2 separate regions of the Homo sapiens genome follow, and region 2 is linked to region 1. Evidence: chromatin loops called from intact Hi-C (ENCODE). Cell type or tissue: ovary. All regions are shown on one strand. Each heading gives the region's core, and the rest is flanking DNA. Links, peaks and the distances in the headings are about the cores only.

Region 1 (12,018 bases), core at 1,949-9,948:
CTTTCTCTTTTTACTCCTCAAACTTCCGAACTGTTCTCTCCGTATCATTATGTGTATAGACTGGTGTCTGCGTCATCTTCTGCTGCCCTCCCCATCAAGGCACTGCGTTACCGTATTCGAACACACATTCCCTCTGTCTGGGAAGGTTTCCATGTAACGGTGTTTTCTCAGTCTCATATCTGCGCATTAGGACATTGTACAGAAAGAGAAAATGCTGCAAACAATCACAGGTAATCATCCCAACAGAATAACAATGAATATATTTCCTCAACTATGTTACCTGATCAGGAAAAAATTCTTGAAGAAATGGGCCCAATAATATGATTCCTAATCCTTCTGGATCTAATTTATTCTTCATGAGATTTATACTACGGGGAGAAAGAAGAAAAACAGTGGATACCAGAGGAAAAAAAAAAGCTGCTTTTCTTTCATGATTAAATTACTGGTACTACAACACATTCGGCTGCCAAAAACACTAAGAGCTGTTCTTTTTAGAACCTTAATGACAAATACACAGGAATGACATCTAATTTGCCAAACTTGGTTATTTTTAAACTAGAGTAATCTGTTACTATTTAAAATTTAAATTGTGATGACTTTGGAATATTGTTCCTTATTAGGTAAAGTAATTTAAAAACCAAGGTTTATAAACTCAAGCTTGTAACTTCCCAAAGGCAAATTCTCTTTGCTTCATAGGTATGCCTGAATTTAACAAATGAGGCATTTAACTAACAAAATGTTTTTCTTTTTCTCCTTGGGCTTAAAATACAGGGTCAAAAGGCAGTGGTACATCAGATAATAGAAAACATCTCTTAAAAAGCTTACTTTTAAAAACTAAATGAGATAGCAGCTTAAAATTCATAGACAATGTAATTTGAAGGTTAAAGAGCTACATTAATTCTCAAAGAGCTAATGCGTCATGAATGACAGTGACTGATATATACTGTATTGGTCCAGCAGCAGCCTAAAGTGCATACCAGCCCTTACAATGCAGGTGTACCAAGGCTGGTGACAGGTGGTGTTATGTGTGACTAGAAAGAAGGAAGAAGAAGGCAGAAGAAGGCAGACTGCAGTTTAATGGGTTTAAAAATGAAAATAGTCTTCAGAAAAGTTTTATTTTCCTTGCTATCTCAAACTATAAAGGCCAAGTTAAATCTACCTTACTACACAACATGCAAAGTGTTGTGTTTGGGGATTTCAGGTGGTTCTAGTCAACCACCTTCCTCAGGGGCAACTTCTCTCCTTTCAGTTTGCCTCTTCGGTCTGGGTCAGTTACCAGGTGTGCCTTTCACAAAAGGAGTTAAAGCTATTCTTGTGAGGGTAAGCTATGTTTTAAGGTTTATGAAAGCTGCATCTGCGCTGACATAGCCATCTCTCCCGGAAACACCTGGGTCAGGCTGCCTCACAGACCTCCTACCTGACGTCTAGTATTGGCCCTGTGAGATACTTTTGTGGGCCTGTGGCTATCATTCTTGTATAGTATACTGTACAAAGGATATGGCATTTTAATGAGTCTGAGTAAGGCCGGGAAGTTATGATGAAACAAATGAAGGCAGGGTCATTTGTGTTTAATTCATTTAATCCTTAGGATGGCCCAGTTATTTCATGGGCCATTCTGTATTACAGTTGTAAATAGGCCAAAGTAGAGTGAATACTTCAGTCCAATCTTTCAACTACTTCAAGAAAAACAACCTGATTGAATCAATTGTACTAACTTCATGATTCAAGGTACGTTTTCCATCTGATAAAACAAGGAAAATTAGGTAGATGATATATAGCTATGGAAGAATTTGGAAAAAAAAAAACTTTCTTCTTTCTCTTCCTTGTCTTAGGCTGGTCAGTAACAAAAATTACTTGAGTTAATTCTCTTTTGTAAATTAGAGCAGTGTAAACAACATGGTCTCTACTTGGAAATAAAGTTAGAAGAAGTATAGTAATTACTATCATACCATTTGTTGGACTAGTTCAACACTCTGAATTTCTCTTTAAATTGAAAACAATTATTCATTTATTAATATTTCTAACTATTGAGAATGGATGAAATCACAGCTCTGAGTAGTAAGCTTGAGACACATTAATTCAGATGTGGCTAGTTTATGTGTATTGCATACTTTCAAAGAAAGTATGACTGAACTCATCTAAAAACGGAACAAGACCAAATTCTAAAAACGGTGTCTACCAATGTTTCCTGTTGCTTTTGCTGAACTCTTTCATTATGTTTGATAAGCTCAAGTTTTTGCATTCTTAGAAAAACTTGCAGAAGGAAAAACTATGCTGAAAAAAGGAGTAAAGGTCCTATCTTAACTTTTATTCCCATATTTGATCAATACATGTATCCACTTAAGAAGAGTTATTTTTTCATGGATAATAACTAAAGATCTTAATCTACAGAGGAAGTTGTAGATGTAACAATGCATAAAACATAACAGTGAGAATGAAGACAATGACAGGATCCTAAGAAAATACTGAAAAACGATATGCCATAATATATTGCAGCCATCCCTAAAAGTTTCAGGTCAGTTAATTTAATCATTTAGAAATGTTAGATATCTTTGATCATCTTTATTTAAGAGGGAAAGTCAGAGGCCTGCTGGTTATTTAAGCAGGGCAACTAGCACCATCTACACAGAACCGTCATTACTTTACTGAAGATACTAATGTCACATAAAATTTTAAGACGTGGGGAAGTGTTTGCAGAGAAACTTTTTAAAGTTTATAGAAAGACACTTTTAGCATTTTTTAAAAAGCAGGACAGTAATTGCTGGGTGGGAAAGGAAACTCAATTTAAGTATGTCAAGTCTGCTATAATATTGGATTAGTTCGATTTCTTAATCTTTGCCTTACATAGATTGCTATGCTTCATATATGCAGATATAGATTTTTAAAAAGGCAAAAAATGTACAATATGTCTTAAACTTAATCGAATCTTTTTGAGTTGGCTAAATAACACTTCCTATTTAGCTTACTATTCAGGATCTGAAACAAGGTCCAATGCTTTCATCACATCTTCCAGAAGTGAATCGGGTATGAATCCATTATCTAGGGGGGAAAAAATCAGAAACAACTTGAAATAAGAATTTACTTCAAGAAATGCTATTAATGCTGATCAGGTTCCAGGAAAAAAAAATCGCATAAAAAATACAAAGAGTTAACATACTATTCCTTAAGTTTATTTTAGGCATAGTGCCTATTGCTATTAGAGACCCTCTTCTATTTGTTTTCTTGGAAACATCGGCAAATACTTAAAAATATTTTTTAACTTGAGAACTCCGACGAAAGCTTAAAGTCAAATTACTTGATCTTTAAACAGTGTTACAGCGTTAAGTGGGTAAAATATTTTTCTACTTAAAATCTTAGGTTTATCTTTCAATAAACAAAGTAAACCTTTACATTTGCATTTAACAATTCAATTAAAATAATTCTTTACCAACAAATTCCCTTTGTCACAATGTTATTTAGTTTCTTGAAGGAATGTCAGTGATCCACTGATACTTAGACAACTGACAGATTAACAGCAAAGGTATTCTAAAACAGACTTGGTGATTTAAATGAAAGCTGTAGGTTTAAAAAAAACAGCCCTGAAATGAAGAGTCAAACTAATGCTGATGATGACTACTTTATGGAAAATGGTCCAAACTCTGATGATGCAACAGACCATGACACACACAAAGTCCTTGTGGGGTAGTTTGAAATGAGAGTGGTTTTAAACAAAAGTTGTTTATTCCTTAAATGTACAGTGCCCAATTTTCCCTATCCATTTACTCATTCCTGAAGATTGTCTCAGCTTTAAATCAGCTTCCAATGTCCTTCAGGGATTAGATGATTAAAAAAAAAATCTTGCCATGGAGAACAAGATGTCCAAAAGCCCTGCTCCTATAATCAAACTACAGAATAAAGTGTGCAGTTGCTCTTTCAGGGTGTGGAATTGTACACTATCTCTATCAGAAAGGAATGAAGTTATGATTGTAGAAAGGTCTTTTCTATTCTTAAACCTCTTTTCTATTCTTAAACCTCATAAGGAGCTGTTTACCCATTTGAAGACAGATTGGCCTTGACTAAAAGGTTATGAGTCATCTAGAATAATTAAAAATGTGCAATTTTTTAAGTGAAGGGTTTAGAGTAATTCCAGTTTGTTAAGTTACCAATAATTTGAGGTACTGAGAATAAAGACGACCTTGGTTGAAGGCACTTGTGAAAACATTCAAGCTCTGGCTCTGTGGGCTTAGCTTTGATGAGTCTGATCACTGATTTTGCTTAAGTTAAGTCATAGCTAAAGGCTCAGCGTCTCCGAATGTGAAACAGGCTTTATGTGGCCACCAACAGACAGGAACAATTAGGTTTCTGTGTTTATAGGCTATATCCATTTGATATTACAGGTGGAGTCTCCCTCATCCAAAATGCCTGGGTCTAGAAATGTTTTAGATTTCAAATTTTTTCTGGTTTATGAATATTTGCAAATATATAATGGCTGAACATCCCTGATCTGGTCCAAAATCTGAAATGCTCCACGGTGTCATATTGGCACTCAAAATTTTGGAGGATCAACCTTTCGGGTGAGGGATGCTCAGTCTGTACACCGTTTTTCAGGAGCACTGACAGCATGTACTTTGTCATGGCTGGCAGCCTTTCCGCAGAAACCATAACCTGCAACTCAGTTCCCACCCCAACCAAGAGCTAATTGGCAAATGACAACAAAAACAACAATGTGACCTTCTTAACAACATGCTTATATATGATTAACCTCAAGCTTAAACATTTTTAAGGTAGCTATGAGATTTACAACTCATAAGCACAGATATTCTGAAGTGTAACCATAACTGTACCCGGTCAGTAACTCTACATTTTGTACATTTAGTATTTTAAAACTAAAGATGTAATAGAATTTTCTCAATAATTCAAAACTTTTAATATACTCAAGATTAGAAGAGATTTCAAAATTATTTTCCTTTGTAGAAGACTTACTTTGACATGTTAACCATACCTACAAAAAATTCCTTAGAAAAAGGCCAGAATCATTAAGTGTAAAAACAGATGAAACCTAGGTCATCTGACATTTCACCAACTGACTCCCTAGAGAATAAGGAAACAGAGGCACAAAGATGAAAAGACAACCTCAAAGTCAACAGCAAAGGAAATCTCAGAGAATACCATTTGATTAGTCAAGCAGATCTATGAAGAACTAAAAGAAAAAAATAGAACTTGCATACACTGGTAAATTAACTACATAGATATCAACACAAAAGAATGGGGACTATGAGGCAGGGCAAGCAAAAGAGGGCAGAGCAGCCAGGATGGGAAACGGCTAGCATGTACATACTGTAATGCTGTTGGATTGTGGCTGAAAGGAGGAAAAAAGCTGTTGGTTTAAAATTTTAAAAGATTTTTACCAGTTGAATATCCAGATTGCTAAAAGTGTCAAGTCCTTAGAGATTGTGGGGAGGAATAACTCAATGCAAAGGAGCGCTGATGAAGGACAGTGAAAGTGAGGCATGTAATTTCCTGGATAAGATAACTATTTCATAACTGGGAGGAAACCTGAGTTGGGCTTTCAAAGGAAATATAAAACAATCAGGATTTCTGTCCTGAAAGATTAAGAAATAAACAGGAGAGCCTAGCAGGTCTCAATTTTAACAGAGATACTAGCTAAACTGGACACTGCAGGAAGAGAAGCCAAATGTTGGATACTCAAAACTAACAGAGAAGCTGGAAAAAGGTTTCTCAGAGTTGTGCAACAAACAGCTTATAAGGAAACTGTGAAGCCCACTGTACTTGAGACTAACATTTTCCATACACTGTGGGAGAGGGAGACTACAGTTTCTTGGGAATTAAAAAAAAAATAGAATTTAATAAAGCCTTAGTATTTATTAAATTGTAGGTCTATATTCCTATTGAAAAAGCAAGTGACCTTTTCCCCAAGGCCAAGTCACACACCAGAGCTGAGCTTTTCCAGACCTCTTTGGCATTACTTCTGGCTCCCCAGTGGGCAATGAGTTCTGGAGGGCAGGGAGTCCAGATCCCCAGGGCCTAGCACAGTGGTTGACTCATAGCTGCTCGTTAACATTTGTTACTTTTAATGATACAAGCTCATAAATAAGTAGCTCATTTATAGCTTGTACTGCAAATTCACTTTTATTATGGGATGGAAAAGGTACAAAATATGGTGGCACTATACAGAAAACTGTTAGCTGGGGATGCCTGACAGAAACAGTGCTAACAGTGACGGGAGGCCACAGCAAGGGCACAGGGAGGAGCATTTATTTAAAAGGAACAGAAAAGACAAGGCAATTCTAGAGAATGCCTAGGGAGTGGTGTATATTAAGCTCTACCTACAATAGTCCAATTATTCTTAAAGATTAAAAAAATGCAGTACACTGAAATCAGACAAAATATGGCTGTCAACATATTTTAGCAACTTAACAAAACAAACAGCTTCAGATTTAAAAGAAATGGTGTTGCTTCCTGACATATAATTGTACAAGGGGGAGGGGATAAAGGAGAAAGAAGAAAACAAAATTCATTATGTATAATGTGAAAACCTGTGATTAGCAGTTCAGACACTACCTATGTAGACCTTGATGTCTTTGGAGGTTATGGAATAAGCTCTGTGCCACACATTTTTTAAAAAAACAACACCATGGTTAATGTATTGAGTGCTGACTAATCATATAAAGTTACTCTTAAGTCCATTTTACAGATGAAAAACTGAGGTAGGAACTCGTCCAACATCACACAGCTAGTGAGGCGTAACGGATGGAGCCATTTTCCTGGTATCCAGAGGCACTAGAGAATTGTTGTTGTCCAGTATCTTTGATCATATTAATATATCTTTATCAATCATTTTACAATAATTCCTATAAAACATGTACCTGAATACGAAGCACATATCCAAACATTTTCTTCCACAAAAAAGACACACAAAAATAAACACTGTGGACTTTCTCCAAAGCTCATGTGGAACACTTTGAATAGACCTGATAACTGCTTCTCTTTAAGCTGAGTAAGTGTGCTAGTCTCCCCTTTCTGAATCTGAGATTAAACTGAGCCAATTATCTAGAGGTGATACATCAAGGTCCCACAGAAAGTACAATTTTGTTACTATTCAAATGAGAAATTAACAGTTAAAAACTATATTTTTGACCTTGTTTTATAAGTATGCTTGATATCAAAATAAGTACTGGGCTCCTAAGATCCTCAAGATTCTGAAATGGGCAGAAATTGCTCAACTAGAAGCGAGAATATCAAATCCTTACTCCATTAAATTAACAGTTCAAAGTAAACTTAAATTTAGAAAGGTTAAAAAGTACCTTTTTATGACTTTAGCCTTTCAAGAAAGATACTGGTAGTAGAGAGAAGGGGAAAGATTGCTGAAACACTTAAAATCTAGTCTTGGTTCTCACATTTAGGTATGTGGCTCTGGAGAAGTGACTCAAACCATCAAAAGGTTGTTCTCCAAAGAACAAAAACAAGGATGATGATCCCTGCCTATCTCCTAGGTTTGTGGCAAGGTTTTAATGAGGTCATGGAGGTAAAGTGCTTCAGAAATCGTAACATTCCACGCAAATGCCACACATCATTCTTAGATAGATCCCCAATTTCATACCAGGTTTATGCTCCAAACGATCAGTACTAAATCACTTGTTTACACTATGGAAGATGTGGTCTCATAGAGGCAATGCTATAAATGGTGACTGGCCTGTACACGCCTATTTAATTAGGAATATACCCACAGCACAGTGTTAACAGCGTGACTGCAAATCCACCTACCTGTCAGAGAGCTGGGTTTATCAACCAGGGGTGGGAGCTAAAAGTGAGATAAAGATATAAAAATACTCCTGGGTACCTTCAGTGTCCTTCTAGGTCAGTTATTCTAAAAGCATTCTGAGGAGGGTGACACAGGATAACTGTCCCTATACCAGCCTCTGCTAAATGGAAACTGTATGTAAATGCTTGTAAGAACTTTCTGCATACTAAGTGTTCTGAGAACGCATGATTTGCTTACATCCTGAAACAAAAGCATATCATTTGGGGAAAGAAAATTAAATTAGCAGATTAGTTTGTAAGTGAAAAGAAAAAAAACTGAAAAATTAATCTACTTTTAATCCTTCTTAGAGCTGACTATACACATAGCTAAACCACGAACAGTGTGATATTTAGATGAAAAGTGGATTTTATCTTCTTCCTAAGTCATATATAGAGGCATACTTTCTAAGCTATCTGAATAAGTTTTGCTTGCTTTAATAATTCAGTTTATAGTCATGATAAGCTGTCACATGTAACTCTGTAGATTAAAAGCATTTAGTAATTTTCTTTGTCTAAAAGAAATACAACAAATTTTCATATGCATCTCTCACAACTCAATTCTGAAAAATTGCACTGATTATAAATTATGTTTTAGTATTGGTAATATGAGAAATTCTCATTTTCCTTGGTACACTGTAAAAGAAAATAAATAGTACAAGCCTGCTACCTCATTAGTGATTACTAAAAGCAAACAAAGCTACTACTTATGACAACTGTCTCCTACTTTAACAACCTTAATTTCAGTATCTTTGCAGCATTGATGAAATTTTTTCAGCCTTACAACATCAGCCTTCTAAAGTTTAGGGCTCCTATGTCTGCTCTGAAGGCATTTTTTCATGCCTTTATTCTTTAATAGTTATTATCTCCTAAGATTTTCTGATCCTTTCCTTTTATGTTTCTTTTCTCAAGAAAGTCATTCACTCCGTTTCAACTGTGGTTCCAAAATCTTCACTAGTAAAACAAAACACAACACAACACATAACGATTACATGAAAGCCATGTGTTTGGTTTTGGAATGTTCATAGTTATACTGGGTTAAGAATATGACTATTACCTTGGACAACTGCTTGTACCACTGGGCAAGGTGCTTTCCACATTATTCATTTAATATTCATAACGCCTCTAAGAACTAGTTACAGTTGTTCTAAGACTGATACCTAAGAAAACAGTAGACCTAAAAGTAACTAGCCTAAAGTTATCTGCTAGTAAGTGGTAAGAGAAGATATATTCTTAGAATTTGCATGACATGGATTTTCAGAGAGGAAAAGAGCAGATCACTAAGTGTACAAAGTTTCAAGACAGAAGAAAGTAAAGATAACTGAATCCATTCAGATATCTACAAGGACTTCACGGATACAGCAACTTCCATTTCTACACGGTACTTCGTAAGGGAACTCTGAAGTATGACAACTTAGTTTTGAAGTTATACTTGAAAGGTCAGTGAGTTAGCTATAATAAAGTCTTAACCGTTACCTAAATATGTAAACACAAAAGTGATCAAAACAACCTCAGTGACAATGACTCAGTAGACATTTTAATGATATATATGTGAACTTCTAAAAACTATACTTTGTTAGGTAGAATAGCTAAGCATAGGCTCCAAAGTGAATGATTCAGATGATCTTCCTCTGCTTCTTTATCCTGGGAGGTCAATTATACAGAAATATCCTGGAAGATCTGTTTATTTAATATTCGTTTGGATAAGTAAAGAAGAAAATGATTTACTTTTCAAACAGTTTGTTCAAAAGGTGGTATTTTTCCCTGTTTGGGGTCAAGATTAATCAGAGGGGTCAACTACACCTTCAGTACTCCAAGAAACACAGAAACCCAACTCAACAAGGACTTGTGTGCTATTTCATTTGTTCCCATTTTCACTACTTTCCTTTTAAAATGTTCAAGAAACACAACTTACATTTCATTAAATAATCCAATATATCTTTTGAATAAAATCAGGTCGCTATCAATGTATTTCAAACATATGAAGACATAAAACACAGAGATGATGTTAAAATCTTTTACCTTCTGGGTCGTAGGTTTGAAAAACTCTTCTGGCTTGTTCTGAAGGAGCTTCAGGGGCAACTAAAGCCATATCCTGAAAAGATAAGAAGCATGTTGTCAACCAGCTACAGTATTATGACATTAAAAAGAAAACAGATACTAGGGTAGGCAGACATAATGACATTGGAGTCAGAAGACTTTGAGTTACATTTGTATCATAGATGTGTAACGAGATAGGTCATAAACTCTCCAGGCCATTTATTTTACGTCTGAAAAGTGGCAATAAAAGCTTAACCACAGAAAAGTGTTGTGAATAATACATGTGGAGTTTTACATAAATACTTAAAACACTGGGGAAAAACGTCTAATACAGGTAGTTACTATAAAAATGTAGCATGAAAAAAAAAAACAAAAAACAAAACAAACACAAAAACAAAACCCAAACCATTTTTTCCACATTTTTTTGTTCAGGTAAGAAGAAATAAAATATACTCCAGTTTTCAAATATTCGAAAATAAAATCCAGAGATTTATTATAGCAAATAATGATACAATGAGATAGCAATGCATTAAAAATTTTAATTTAGTAACCTAGTCAAAGCTCAATCAACTTCTACATGTCCAGAATTTTAATTTTTCTGAACTCAAAGGAAACACCCTAGAGGACAGAAATTTCTTTCCCCCATAAAACAAATTCTCTACCATGACTAATTTATCACAGAAAACATTTATCAGGATTCTAAGCACAAAAATTGTGTTCTCTTTGATTCTTTACATTTACCCCACATATCTAAGCCATTATGAAATTCTACTTGACACACATGAATCTAAAATGTAGGCTCCTGTTGTTTACCTCTGGTTAGCTTTTACCTATAATTGTCTTTGCCTATAATGGTGTTTACTCAGACAAACGTCATCAGAGGGTAAGTTTCCAAGTATCCCTTCCTACTACCTTGAATCCTTTTTATGGGGTACAAATGTTAACATCTAAACTGCTGTTCCCCTGTGAACACAATTTTTGCAAGAAATGTACTTCTTAACTGTTGTTCTAATATCTCACCTTTACTCTGTTCACAGGTGAAGAAACTAAGAATCAGAGGAGTTCTAACTGAGCCATGAGGACTCGATTCCTGAAAACCTTATTTATAAAAAACAGGAATGGGAACTAAAACAAGGCAACCTGTGCAAGCCCTTACAAGTTTTTCATGTATTACAGTAAAAGGTAAAGCAACTTAAAAACCACTTGACATTTTTTAACATTTGTAAAATTTTGTAATGCACAGTTGTCTCTCATTTACCATCCCTTGCTAGAAACTTCTTAGGCTCACCCTTCACTGCATTTCCAACATTATTTTGCTGATAATGTATACGCCCAAGTGACATGTTTTCATTTGGCTTAACTTTCAATGCCTTTTTGATTTTATGATCTAGTCCTTTATTGCTGGACCCTTGAATTGTATCTAGTCTTCTGCTATTACAAAAAATGCTGAATCAAATAAACCTGAACATGTAACATCATAAACGTGCAGTTATATTTGCACAGCAGGTCACCAGAGTGGGATGGCTGGGTCAAAGAAAGGTTTATTTAACCTGAACAGTATTTCTTAAAACCCTCTTTCCTTTTTCTGATACATTACCAATACAGCCTTAGCTCTATAATTAACTCTTATGCCAAAGCTAGGACTGCAGTGTTGGCTCTCAGATTTAGGGAGCAATTGCTGACATGTGGGTTATTATTATTCCTCAGTTCCCTTTATCACTCCCAAACCTTAGTTGCAGATTTCTACATTTATTCTAGTATAAGCTTTAGCTCCCTTAACTATTTCTAACACATTTTTCTTTTTCAATTGTCTCCGTTAGACTGTTGAAATTTATAGATGAACACCATAACCTTTGAAATTCTGGCTGAGAAGGTACATGGTTACAGATTCAAATTTTATGCAGAGGGGAACTTACAGGGGCACAAAATCAGGATACAGTTATTCTTTCTATTCGCCATCTGTTACATTCTCAACCTTTTTTTGCGGTCACCAATGAATGAGGAAAAGTTCTGAAATGAGTTTTAAGATACTGCTGGTAATTTCTAAGTATTATTTAAAACTATGATCTAAACAGAAGAAAAGGGAGTATCAGGTTACTTTTTTCTGGGTTAAATCTTTTTGGGGGAAAGGTAGTAGAAATGTAACTGAAGCGTTACTTCAATATTGCTACAAAGTAAAGT
Region 2 (12,018 bases), core at 1,420-9,419, 47 kb before region 1:
TTCTCCTCCCTCAGCCTCCTGAGTAGCTGGGATTACAGTCATGCACCCAGCTAATTTTTGTATTTTTAGAAGACACGGGGTTTCCCCATGTTGGCCAGGCTGGTCTTGAACTCCTGACCTCAGGTGATCTGCCCGCCTTGGCGTCCCAAAGTACTGGGATTACAGGCATCAGCCACCGCGCCCAGCCCCTAAATTCAATTTCTATTTTACGAAGTACACCTTAATTTTTTTTATGAAAATCATAAGTACACTTCTGTATAATTTGAGTATGTCAGCAAAACACATTTAGAATGAAATCAATTATATAAACATTTTTTTCTTGAGAGAGAGTACCTACCTTTTGATTAGCTCTTCAAAATGTTGATATCCCCAGAAAAGCCAAGATTCACTGTTCTACAAAGACTGAGAGTATAGGTGCATTTATAGTTAGAGAGTGATGGATGGTTTTTCAGAAGAGCCAGAGATTTTTCAGCAGCATCCATAATGATGATTTTGGGACATACTCATTTGAAAGTACTAATGTCTCAATTTGTTTTAAGATGACAAAAGCAAAATTTAAATATGATACTTGTGAGGTTTCAATTGCATGATCTTGCAGTTTATTAAGGGGAATGTGGTTATAAATACATAATCATATTATAGGTATTAAAAGGTATATGAACATGTAAGTTATCAGAGCTGATAATAATTCCTGATTATTATTATTATTATTATTATTATTATTATTATTATTATTTGAGACAGAGTCTTACTCTCTCACCCAGGCTGGAGTGCAGTGGCACGATCTTGGCTCACCACCACCTCTGCCTCCCAGGTTCGAGCCATTCTCCTACCTCAGCCTCCTGAGTAGCTGGGATAACAGGTGCGCACCACCACGCCCAGCTAATTTTTTGATTTTTAATAGAGACAGAGTTTTGTCATGTTGGCCAGGCTGGTCTTGAACTCCTGACCTCAAATGATCTACCTGCCTTGGCCTCCCAAAGTGCTGGGATTACAGGCATGAGCCACTATGCCCGGCCGTGATTATTAAATGATTGTTTCTTGCTATGAGACTATGTCCAAGTGTTGTTAATGAAAAAGTATGGTGTGTGAGCTCTTTGAGACTGGGAGCTCTACCTTCCTTGTTCTTTGAATTTCCCTAAAGACCTACTGTCTTGGCCTCCATTTTTTTTTATATCTGCCATAATCTATTCCATAGTCAGGTAGCATAAGTGCTTACTGTGGGTCTGGTTCTCTTGCTTGCTTTTTGTCTTCTTCCTGCCTCCACATAATCATTATCTTACTGACTCTCGTCAGGTGTTTTTCCCTTTGTCAATATCCTCTGCTACTCCTCTAAATTCTCCTCTGATTTTTTTTTTCTGATATTCTGTTGTAATCTTTGCTCAGTTAACCAGCTCTGCCTTGTCAAAGGCCTCCTTAAATTCCCCCACGCTCCAATGTCTTTGCTTGGCGAGAAAGACCAAGAGCATGAGCATTCAACAAGGATCCCCTGAACATGCTGTGGTTGGTGTCAGGCAATATGCTGGGTGCTGGGAATGAGACGCACAGTCTCTACCCTCCAGGAGTTAAAATCCAGGCAGGTTAAACAGTCTGGCAGGATCTCCCAGGACCTTCTGTCACTTAGCAAGGAAGGAAAAGGGCTGTTGAAAATGAATAGTTTGGGTGCCACTCATTCTGCTGTATTTATCCCGTGATGTCCCTGGCGTTTGCATGGGTGCTAAATAAGCTGTTTCTCAGTCTTGTGTTACAGAAGAAGAACAAAACTACACAGTTGGTGACCATTTTACAAATAAATTCATTTTTAAAAGTCAGTCATCCTGAGAATATTCCAATTTCCCCCACCACTCCAAAAAAGCCCCAATCCTTTCCAACCACTTGAGGATGCAGTAATCCTTTTTTTTTCATTTTTTTACTGTATTTTTAAAATTTTTAACTTTTATATTTAGTTCAGGGGTACAGGTGCATGTTCGTTACATAGGTAACCTTGTGTCATGGGGATTTGTCATACATATTATTTCACCACCGAGGCATTAAGCCTAGTACCTGTTAGTTTTTTTTTATCCTCTCCCTCCCATCCTCCAACAGGCCCCAGCATGTGTTCCCCTCTGTGTCCACGTGTTCTCATCATTTAGCTCCCACTTATTAGTGAGAACATGTATTTGTTTCTCTGTTCCTGCTTTAGTTTGCTAAGGATAACAGCTCTGCAAAAGACATGATCTCATTGCTTTTTATGGCTACATAGTATTCCATAATGTCTATCCGAAGTGCCACATTTTCTTTATCCAGTCTGTCATTGACGGGTATTTAGGTGGATTCCACGTCTTTGCTATTGTGAATAGCACTGCAATGAACATATGCATGCATGTGTTTTTATAATGGAATGATTTCTGTTCCTTTGGGTATATACCCAGTAATGGGTTATGCATCAATACTTTGAGGAAGATTGCTTTGGACTTTATTTAATCCATCAGTCAGTCAACAAATGCTTACTGAGCACAGGTTGTTAGGTGCCAGGCACTGAGGACACAGCAGAGCCCAGGACAGATCCCGTGCCCTGAAGAATTTCCGGGTGTACAGTACATCACTGTGCCGTGATGTACTGTGGAGACAGCAGATGGGGGATCTATTCCATCACTACCTGCCTCATTTCTTTTATGCCTGGTCTAATTTCCTTCAAGTCAGATAAGTACTATAAATAGCTGGTTTGGTTTGCTCAGCAGAACCAAACTTGAGCTCCTGATTTCAAAGCCCCTGGGATGTGGTGAGGTCCCTTCAAGTGGCTCCCTCAGTTGCCGGACAATGACCTGTCTGCGGTTGCTGCTGATTTCACTGACTGTGTGGGATCACTTTTCAATAGACAGCTGTAACCTTAACCACACCGCATTGAGTCACAACAATATCTTTTTTGCCAAATTCTTCAAGAGGGGCTGTCTCCCACTCATGTGTACTCCTGTGAAACTCATAAAGGTGGATATGATTCATCATATTGCTAAGGCTTTTTCCAGAAATATCTGCATTCAATTTCTGTGAAAACAAAGGAAGCAAGCTTTCTCCTTCAAAAACATGGGATACAGGATTCAAAGCACTTAAAGGCAAACATCCCATCAGAATGAGGTTTTAACCATGTGAGATTCCATACTTCCCTTCACCCTATACAATCTCTACTTTGCTCCAATGCTTTGAGATCTGACACATGTTCCTCTATTCTCATTCAGGCCCCTAGACTAACATACCCTGGAGATGACAAAGGCTTTCTACAAATGACACTATTGGTCTTTCCAGTTCTTACCAACACAAGGAATGAATACCATTCTGGCCAGAGTAGTGCTCCTATAGATTGGGGGCCCATCTGCACTCAGTTCTTTTAGCCATCCCTCTGGAGCCCAGATGAAGGATGACACACCTGTTGCTGAGTCCCAGTGCCTGTTGGTTACTCTCCAGTGCTTGGAGTGGTATTCTGGGCTGACGAGGGCACCCACTCAGTGCCAAGACTGATTGTTTGGTCAACAGATGTCTGGGCCACCAAGATACCCTCACAGGGAGTCCTTTGGTCCCAAAACTTTGTGATGTTGTAGCTCTGGATAGCAGATAGATTGCTTAGGTGTGGCGACCCTGCCTTGAAATAAGAAGGCAGTCATGGGAAGTGGAGAGTGCAGAGGAGAGGATGGGGAGTGTGTTAGGCAATTGTTACATTGTTATAAAGAAATACCTGAGGCTGGGTAATTGATAAGGGAGGTTTATTTGGGTCATGGTTCTTCAGGGTGTACAGGAGGCAAGGTGTTGGCATCTGCTTCTGGTGAGGGCCTCAGGAACCTTCCAATCATGGTGGAAGGTGACAGGGAGCAGGTACATCACATGGTGAGAACGGAAGCAAGAGAAAGAGAAGGAGAGAGCCTCAGACTCTTCTAAACAAACAGATCTCAGGTGAATTGGGCAAGAACTCACTTACCACTAAGAGGGGATGGTGCCAAGCCATTCATGAGGGATTCACCCCCATGGTCCAATCACCTCCCAGCAGGCCCCACCTCCAACAAGGGGAATAATATTTCACCATGTGATTTGGAGGGTACAAACATCTAAACCATGACAGGGAGAGAGAGTGGCCCTAGGTATCAACCAAGGAGGCCACAGCCCAGGTACTTGGCCTGCGTCATGGCACTGCACCCGCTGACCACTGGGCCTATTTAAAACATTAAATGTGATCCAAAGAGGCTTTTGGTGGCCTTGTATCTGTCATGACATTTCAGCATGCTGCCATCTAGTGGACGTGTCCGTGGACTGACTGACTAGTCAGAGGAATTTGGACCCCTGGATCATCTTCTTCTCTATCAAATTGAGCAGTCAACACTGGGAACTTTGAAGTGAAATGTGATCTCCTTACTGGAAATTGTAGTAAAAGAAGGAAGTGGAGACAACAATGGACTATCTACGATCCAGTCTTCCACCCAAGCTCCCTAGGAAGATACTTTCATGGGTGGGATGTAGGTGGCTGGCACGTGATGTTAACAATCCCCTTGTGCTTGGCTTGATTGCTGCTGGAATATCAGTTTTTCCTTGCTTTCCCTATAGGGAAATCTGCTAAAGAAGTTGAGTCTCTTCATCAACATGTTCCCTGCAGTGGGTACTATTTCAAAGGGCTCAGTTTTCTCATGGTGTCCACTTCGCCTCCTCCTGTCCCTCCACTCCCATTGCGATCAGAGCAGAACCTCACTTTCACTGGCATCTCTTCTTGTTCAGTTAGAAAGTCTTTATGAGCCAGTGGCCTGTTTATTAAAATCCAGTCAGAAGAGTAGTGATCCAAATCCTATTGATCCCACCTCATTTAACTTAGTGAATTAAATACTTAGGAATACAGGGTGTATCTGGCTAGGTCAAGGTGACCAGAACAAGGTTATCTATGATTGATTATATATTTTAAAATATTATCAATATCTAAGCTTAAACATATTCACTGTGACTCAATTCTCTTCCAACAGAAATATTAATAATCCAAATAATATTCTTTGTGAAATAACCTGAATACAGACTAACATTTTTCCTTCTCTCCTGTTGTACCTCCTAAAGTGAAATGATCTTGAACAGAAGTGGAAGTCATTGCCCACTAGTCCTATGGCGAGGGTACATTTATCTCCCATTAATCTCTGTTTCACAACTGCCACCATGTCTATGAAGTTGGCCTTCTGCCTCCACAGATGTCCTAAGCCTAAAACACTTCCACAGATGACTTGGCTTCAGCTTCATGGACCACATAATATCAGAAATCAGCCATCATTTTGCCTCTCAATTTTGGAAAGCATTGTTCTACAGTGAAGGCTTACTTACATCCTTGGCTGTGCCTCAGAATCACTTGAGTTTTAAAAATGTACATGTGCCATAATTTGACACCTGAATATTCTGATTCTGTAGACTTAGGATGAGATCAATTGTCTGTAGTCTTAACTCCAGTGATTCGTTGTCAGAACAAACAGCCGACTGTTCTAGACCTTCCAAGTCTTGTTCCACATGTTCACTGCCTGTTGTGTATAGACCATTAGCCATATGGAATGGATCAATTCATACTCAAATGGTAACTCCAGAATAGCACCTCTTACTAAAAAAAAGACAAATGCTCTATGTATTCCCAACAGAATTCAGTTGTGATGACACACCATAGTTCACTGGCCAGAACACTCCCTTTGGAATCCATTACTCTTCCACTTCTACTGGTCCTCCACCACCTCTGGCACCACTGTTACCCCAACAGCTGGTCAATATTAAGCTGTCGTCATATACATATAAGGAATTCAGTAACTAGTGCTGGGCCCTGGGAGACTGGGGGGAGATTTGTGAGTCTGGGCTTGATTCCAGATACAACACACATTTTGCCCAAGCCAGCTGCTGGAAGACCAAAACTTCTGACTCTCCAAGGAAACAACAGATGCTATATTCCAGGTCTTTACACCCCAAGCATTCTACTCATGCTCATCCAAGACTCCAGACTCCCTTCTCTACCTTGAACCCTTATGTACATGTTTGAAGAGGTTCTGGGAACATAGTGGCATTAAAATCAGCCACTGGGTCAAACAGCTAGGCGAAGAAACCCTTCTCCCACCTCAGAAATGTCCTGGGGCACATTAGGGCCTGCTCTGCATAAGCCTGGGGGAAGCAAAATCCCTCTCCTGTTGGTGGAAGGTGGTGTCTAAATTCAGTGAGCCCCTTGTATAATTCATCCTACTAAAACCCAAGGGTGCAATTATCTTTAATAAAAGCTACTCACTGCAGCCATATTCTTTGACTTGGAGAATGTTCCCAGTCTCTGTGCCCACCCCCTGGTTCAAATCTTTTCACTTAACCGTGGTTTCCTTGGCTTCCAGCTGGTGGCCTCCCTCGCATCTGTATTTTCTCTCTCTCCCCGCAATCCTAGCCTGGGATTGCATTCCTGATCGGCCGTCCTACTGGGTTCTGATTTAAAGATGCTGCTTCCTGGGTCTCCAGTGGTCAAGTGACTTTTTCCCTTAACATCCTTTCCAGCCTCCTGGAGTAGAACATCATGGCTCAGGCCTAGTACCCATACTCCAATTTTTTGAGTAGGTTGGGGGGCTAGCCCCAAGGACTCAGTAAGAAAAATTAATACCCCTTCCTGAATGTAGGGAAGGAAATGCAGAAGAACACTTAATCCCCGTGGGAGTCTTCCCTCCAATTCCCCAAGCTGTGACCACCAGTCCTGAGGTCTTTCTTAATTGCTGCATCATTTTAACTTACGATTTTTCATCTTCTTTCATCTGACCAGATTGTTAGCTCTCTGATGGCAACAATGTGCTACCTAAACTTTGTTTCTTCGTAGTATCTGGTGTAATCTTTTACTTCAAATAGGGGATCAAATAAATATCAATACATATAGATGCTATGAAATAGGCAAACACATATCACTAGTGCCTTCTCTACACAAAGATAGAGGTAAATGTGATGGGTTCAGGGGTTTCTGTGATTTTAGGTAAGATGTGCTGGTTGGGTATCAGAGGCTTCTAGAGGGAGTCAGTGACAGGGAGGGACTGCTCAGCCTCACAGGAGGGGGAGTGTATTAGTCTGTTTTCACACTGCTGATAAAGACATACCTGAGACTGGGTAATTTAGAGAAAAAGAGGTTTAATGGACTTACAGTTCCACATGGCTAGGAGGTCTCACAATCATGGCAGAAGGCAAAACACACATCTTACATGGCAGAAAGCAAGAGAGGGAATGAGAACCGAGTGAAAGGGGTTTCCCCTTATAAAACCATCAGATCTCATGAGACTTGTTTACTACCATGAGAACAATATGGGGAAAACTGCCCCTATGGTTCCATTATCTCCCAGCGGGTCCCTCCCGTGTGGGAATTATGGGAGCTACGATTCAAGATGAGACTTGAGTGGGGTCACAGCTAAAGGATATCAGAGAGAGCATCTGACAAATGCAGTGGAAGGATTTCTTGAGAATGACTGAGTTCATATCCCAAATGAGAACCATACGCAATTTCCTATAGATTTTTCCAGATCTCCCCCTCAAAGCAATAAGGGGCATCTGCTGGATGGCTGTAATCATGTTCAGTTCTTCCTCATTCGTTAACCTGTGAGGGCATTCACCAGAGTGGGCTCAGACTCTTGCGTGTAATCTTTTTCCAGGCCCTGGGGTTTGTTCTGCACCAGCTGTGCTGTGACATCTTTTATTTACCCCCATCAAAGTCCACAGGACTAAGCACAGAAAGGAACTGGTCTTTTCTGATGTAATTGCTTTTACCACAGCCTATAAGTCATGAATCTTTACCTGTTGATTTTTAGGAAAAGATTTTTTTCCCAATGTGTTATGCAAAATGCTGGCTATATTCTCTTCAAATGAACGTTATGCAAAATGCTGGCTATATTCTCTTCAAATGAACGTTATACAAAATGCTGGCTATATTCTCTTCAAATGAACGTTGCCTCTTTCTGTCTTTCTCTACCTGTATGAACTTCTGCTTGGGTTCTCTTTGCAAGCTTTATTCTCTGTGGCCAAGAAGGATCTCTTTGCCCAGTGAACATATTGTGTGCAGTTGTTTCACACAGCTCTGGTGGGTGCAGCTGCTGCTTGCTTGCAGTCTGAATTGAAAATGGATTTTCCTCTATGCTGCTGTGACACTCCCTGTGGCCGGGAATGAAACAGTTCGAAGTATTCTCATCATCCACTCACTTGGGCTATGTGGCAGGCCTGGAGGAGGCGTGGTTAACAGGAGGATGAAGAGAAGGAGAGTTGCTGCTGCTGTTTGTAATTAGAGACTAAGGTTGTTTGATGATGAGGGTAAAGAGTACATAAGAAATATCTCTACAACCCATAATCAATTCAATGTGATCAAAACAATAAATATACATACAATAAATATACATACAATAAATATAATGTAATCACTGCAGAGCCAGTAATCATTTCTGAAGACAGGGTAGCAGGTGTGAGAGGACGTAGGAGGAGGTAGAGGGCAGGAAAGTTGGTGAGGAACTCAATGGGGCAGCTGGGTCTTATGGCGACATAATGTAACAGAAAGGAAATACCTGAGAATGAAAGGAATGAGAGAGGAAAGGTTAAGTACCTGGAACCTCAAAAGGATCTTTTATTTTTTTGAGATAAGGTCTCACTCTGTCACCCAGGCTTGAGTGCAGTGGTATGTTCATGGCTCACTACAGCCTCAACCTCCTGGGCTCAAGCAATCCTCCCACCTTAGCCTCCGAGTAGCTGGGACTACAATGATGCAACACCATGCCCCGCTAATTTTTTTTTTTTTTTTTTAGTAGAGATGGGGTCCTGCTATATGGCCCAGGCTGGTCTCAAACTCATGGGCTCAAGTGATCCTCCTGATTTGACCTCCCAATAGTGCTAGACTTTCAGGCATGAGCCACCATGCCTGGCTAACCTTCAAAAGAACCTTGCCACCACTGCCAACACTCAGAAACTCTGAAAAGTTGGAAGCTGGCTCTGAGTTAATGAGCTGAGTTTGTAAGTCTTTTTGACAAGAGATCAACTGCTATGCTCGCGGACTCGTGCGTTGCTCCGTCTTGGTTTCTTGACTTTGGCCTGAGCCCCAGCCCGTCCCTGTGGGTACAGGTTTTATGGACTGATCGATCCATGTGACTGCTTATTTTCCTTCATACTTTCTACCACCATTTCATGGAGAACTCTGCTTGCTGCCAGCCTGTATGTATCTTCAGGGACTTGTGTGACTTACTTTCTCCTGCAGTGCTATTATCAGAAGATTGTATCTTCTTTAGGTGATTTTTCCATATCAGGCAGCTCTATAAAAATGATAACAGTGGGTGTAAAGTAAGTTTTGCATGAAATCTTAAAAAATATTCTACCTAGTGGCATTATTTTTCATTTGCATTTGGAGGGGACTGAAGGCTGAGTGAGTGAGTGAGAAAAAGGGACACCTTGGGAGATGCGTTTTTGGCAATAGAAGAGGAGGCTTTTCTGGTGTGTGGCTTGGCTTTTTTTTTTTTCCTTTTCTTTTTTTTGAGACAGAGTCTCATTCTGTCGCCCAGGCTGGAGTGCAGAGGTGCCATCCCAGCTCACCTCAACCTCCGCCTCCCGGGTTCAAGCAATTCACCTGCTTTAGCCTCCCGAGTAGCTGGGATTATAGGCGTGCACCACCATGCCCTGCTAACTTTTATATTTTTAGTAGAGACAAGGTTTCACCATGTTGGCCGGGCTGGTCTCAAACTCCTGACCTCAAGTGTTCTGCCTGCCTTGGCCTCCCAAAGTGCTGGGATTACAGGCGTGAGCCACTGTGCTCCCCCTTGTTTTGTTTTGTTTTGTTTTGTTTTGGAAAGCAATAAAGCCCAAAGCTCAATTTGTTTTTGGTTTGCTGCAGTTGCTGAAAAGAAACACTTTGTCTCCAGCAAAGACAGAAAGGAGGACTTTATATAGCAGTAATGTGATCACAGATATTTGATGTGGCCTCCATAATGAGGCCAACAGTGAGAAGCAAAGACAGTTCTCTAGAGGAGGTCAAGGCAATAACAGGTAAATGAACGCTGTGCTAGATTCAAAAGATGGGATTTTGGTCTGGTGAGGTGGCTCATGCCACTAATCCCAGTACTTTTGGAGGATGAGGCAGGTAAAGTGCTTGAGCCCAGGAGTTTGAGAGCAGCCTGAGCAACATGGCAAAATCCCATCTCTACAAAAAATACTAAAATTAGCAGAGCACGGTGGTGCCTGCCTGTGGCCCCAGCTACTCAGGAGGCTGAGGCAGGAGGATCACCTAAGCCCCATACTGCCGTGGGCTGTGATTGTGCTACTGTACTCCAGCCTGGGCAACAGAGTGAGACCGTATCTCAAAAGAAAAAAAAGTGGGATTTTGAATACATCTGGAATTATGGCTGAGTTGTCTCTTGTAATATAGGTGAGCCATTGAAATCAGAGGTCCTGGATTCTGAATAGGGCTGAGTTACATCTGTTCTCATGAAGTTCTGGACAGCAGCTGCTTGTGTGTGTGTGTGTGTAGCTTAGCTCTAAGACAGAGCTAGGTTATGAGAGCCTGTCTTATATTTTTTTCTTTTGGTGTTGAAAAATAAATAGTTTTGTGTGTGTGTGTTTTGTTTGTTGTTTGTTTTTGTTTTTTTTTTTTTTTGAGATGGAGTTTCGGTCTTGTTGTCCAGGCTGGAGTGCAGTGGCGCGATCTCGGCTCACTGCAAGCTCCACTTCCCGGGTTCAAGCGATTCTCCTGCCTTAGCCTCCAGAGTTGCTGGGATTACAGGTGGGCACCACCACGCCCAGCTAATTTTGTATTTTTAGTAGAGACAGGGTTTCGCCATGTTGGTCAGGCTGGTCTCGAACTCCTGACCTCAGGTGATCCGCCCGCCTCAGCCTCCCTAAGTGCTGGGATTACAGGCGTGAGCCACAGCGCCCAGGCCAATACATTATTTCTTTTCACAACTGAGACATTCTGGGGCTCATGTGGAAGCATTCAAAAATACAGTCACTGGAAAGACTTTAGTCAAGCCACTAACAGCTTGCTGGCAGAAAATAAGGAATTGAGAGATGATCTCAGTGGTACTGTGAACGTCTGTGTGAACTGAGAAGGTTTTCCTAGTCACAGGACAAGGCTGCCTGCCCTTCAGTTTGTCCTCCCCACCACTTCTATCCTGCACACAGCTGGCAGCTCTCATGAGCTGTGTCCTGAAAGAATAACCAAACATCCTTTGTTCCTCACCAAAGTTCTTCGGTAACTCCCCTTCTTCCCCGACTCCTCCCAATTCAATGTGTATATTTAAATCAAGAACGGTTCATATTGTAAGAAACTGAAATACATAAAAACTTTAAAACTCTCAATTTAAGTATAAATTGCATCTGTCGTTACGCTGCCACCTTGCTACCGTAATGACATAATCTTGGCAGCCAATGGACAAATTTGAAACACGTCAGTAAGTCTTTGAAGTTGTGACATCACACATGTAATTGTACTGAACGGAACAGGTTCATGGAGAGTCTCCCATTTTTACTGACAGCACCAAAAACATATGCTAATACAGTGGTGCGAGTCGCCATTCATTAAACCACTTATATTGTATTTCCAATGATAATTGTGAAGGCATGAAAGTGCAAAACATACGCCCAGGGAGAACTTCTGGAGTGCTGGCAAATTAAGACCCTGTCATGTCTTGAGGGGCAGAAGATTTTATCGTATTCGCTGTTTTGCTAATATAATAGCTAATTATGCTAATATAATATAATATATATAATATATAATAATAGTCAATATTTGGGAAGATTTTCTACATGTTAATAGTTGCAAAACTGTATTCCTTTTTTTTTTTTTCTGAGATAGTGTTTTGTTCTTGTTGCCCAGGCTGGAGTGCAATGGTGCGATCTCGGCTCACTGCAACCTCTGCCTCCTTGGTTCAAGTGATTCTTCTGCCTCAGCCTCCCCAGTAGCTGGGATTACAGGCGTGTGCCATTGTGCCTGGCTAATTTTGTATTTTTTGTAGAGACAGGGTTTCTCCATATTGGTCAGGCTGGTCTCGAACTCTCGACCTC

What was found. Hi-C counts contacts between places; a loop is a spot of excess contacts. Peaks named below come from ENCODE experiments on the same cell type or tissue, not always from the same donor. Only the 100,000 strongest peaks of a DNase experiment are listed, where the experiment ranks them.
Region 2: a loop joins it to region 1, with 2.5 times the contacts of the local background. A loop is called at or near these places in 3 of 110 quality-filtered maps.

The regions. Positions count from the first base shown.
Region 1 is chr10:15,786,281-15,798,298 of GRCh38, forward strand. MINDY3 (MINDY lysine 48 deubiquitinase 3) reads right to left here. Exons shown (of 15, transcript NM_024948.4): 11 at 9,820-9,892; 12 at 2,967-3,039; 13 at 281-368. It overlaps LOC124902383 (a long non-coding RNA gene), which reads left to right. Exons shown (of 4, transcript XR_007062071.1): 2 at 10,875-11,019. Among named protein-coding and RNA genes, the nearest start is that of MINDY3, 68 kb to the right of the region's middle. In ovary, for the core only: no CTCF peak of the experiment used is centred there; a DNase peak (open chromatin) is centred at 6,001; H3K27ac peaks cover 3,333 bases.
Region 2 is chr10:15,740,191-15,752,208 of GRCh38, forward strand. The region is part of intron 1 of LOC124902383 (a long non-coding RNA gene); the gene reads left to right. Among named protein-coding and RNA genes, the nearest start is that of ITGA8, 26 kb to the left of the region's middle. In ovary, for the core only: no CTCF peak of the experiment used is centred there; no DNase peak of the experiment used is centred there.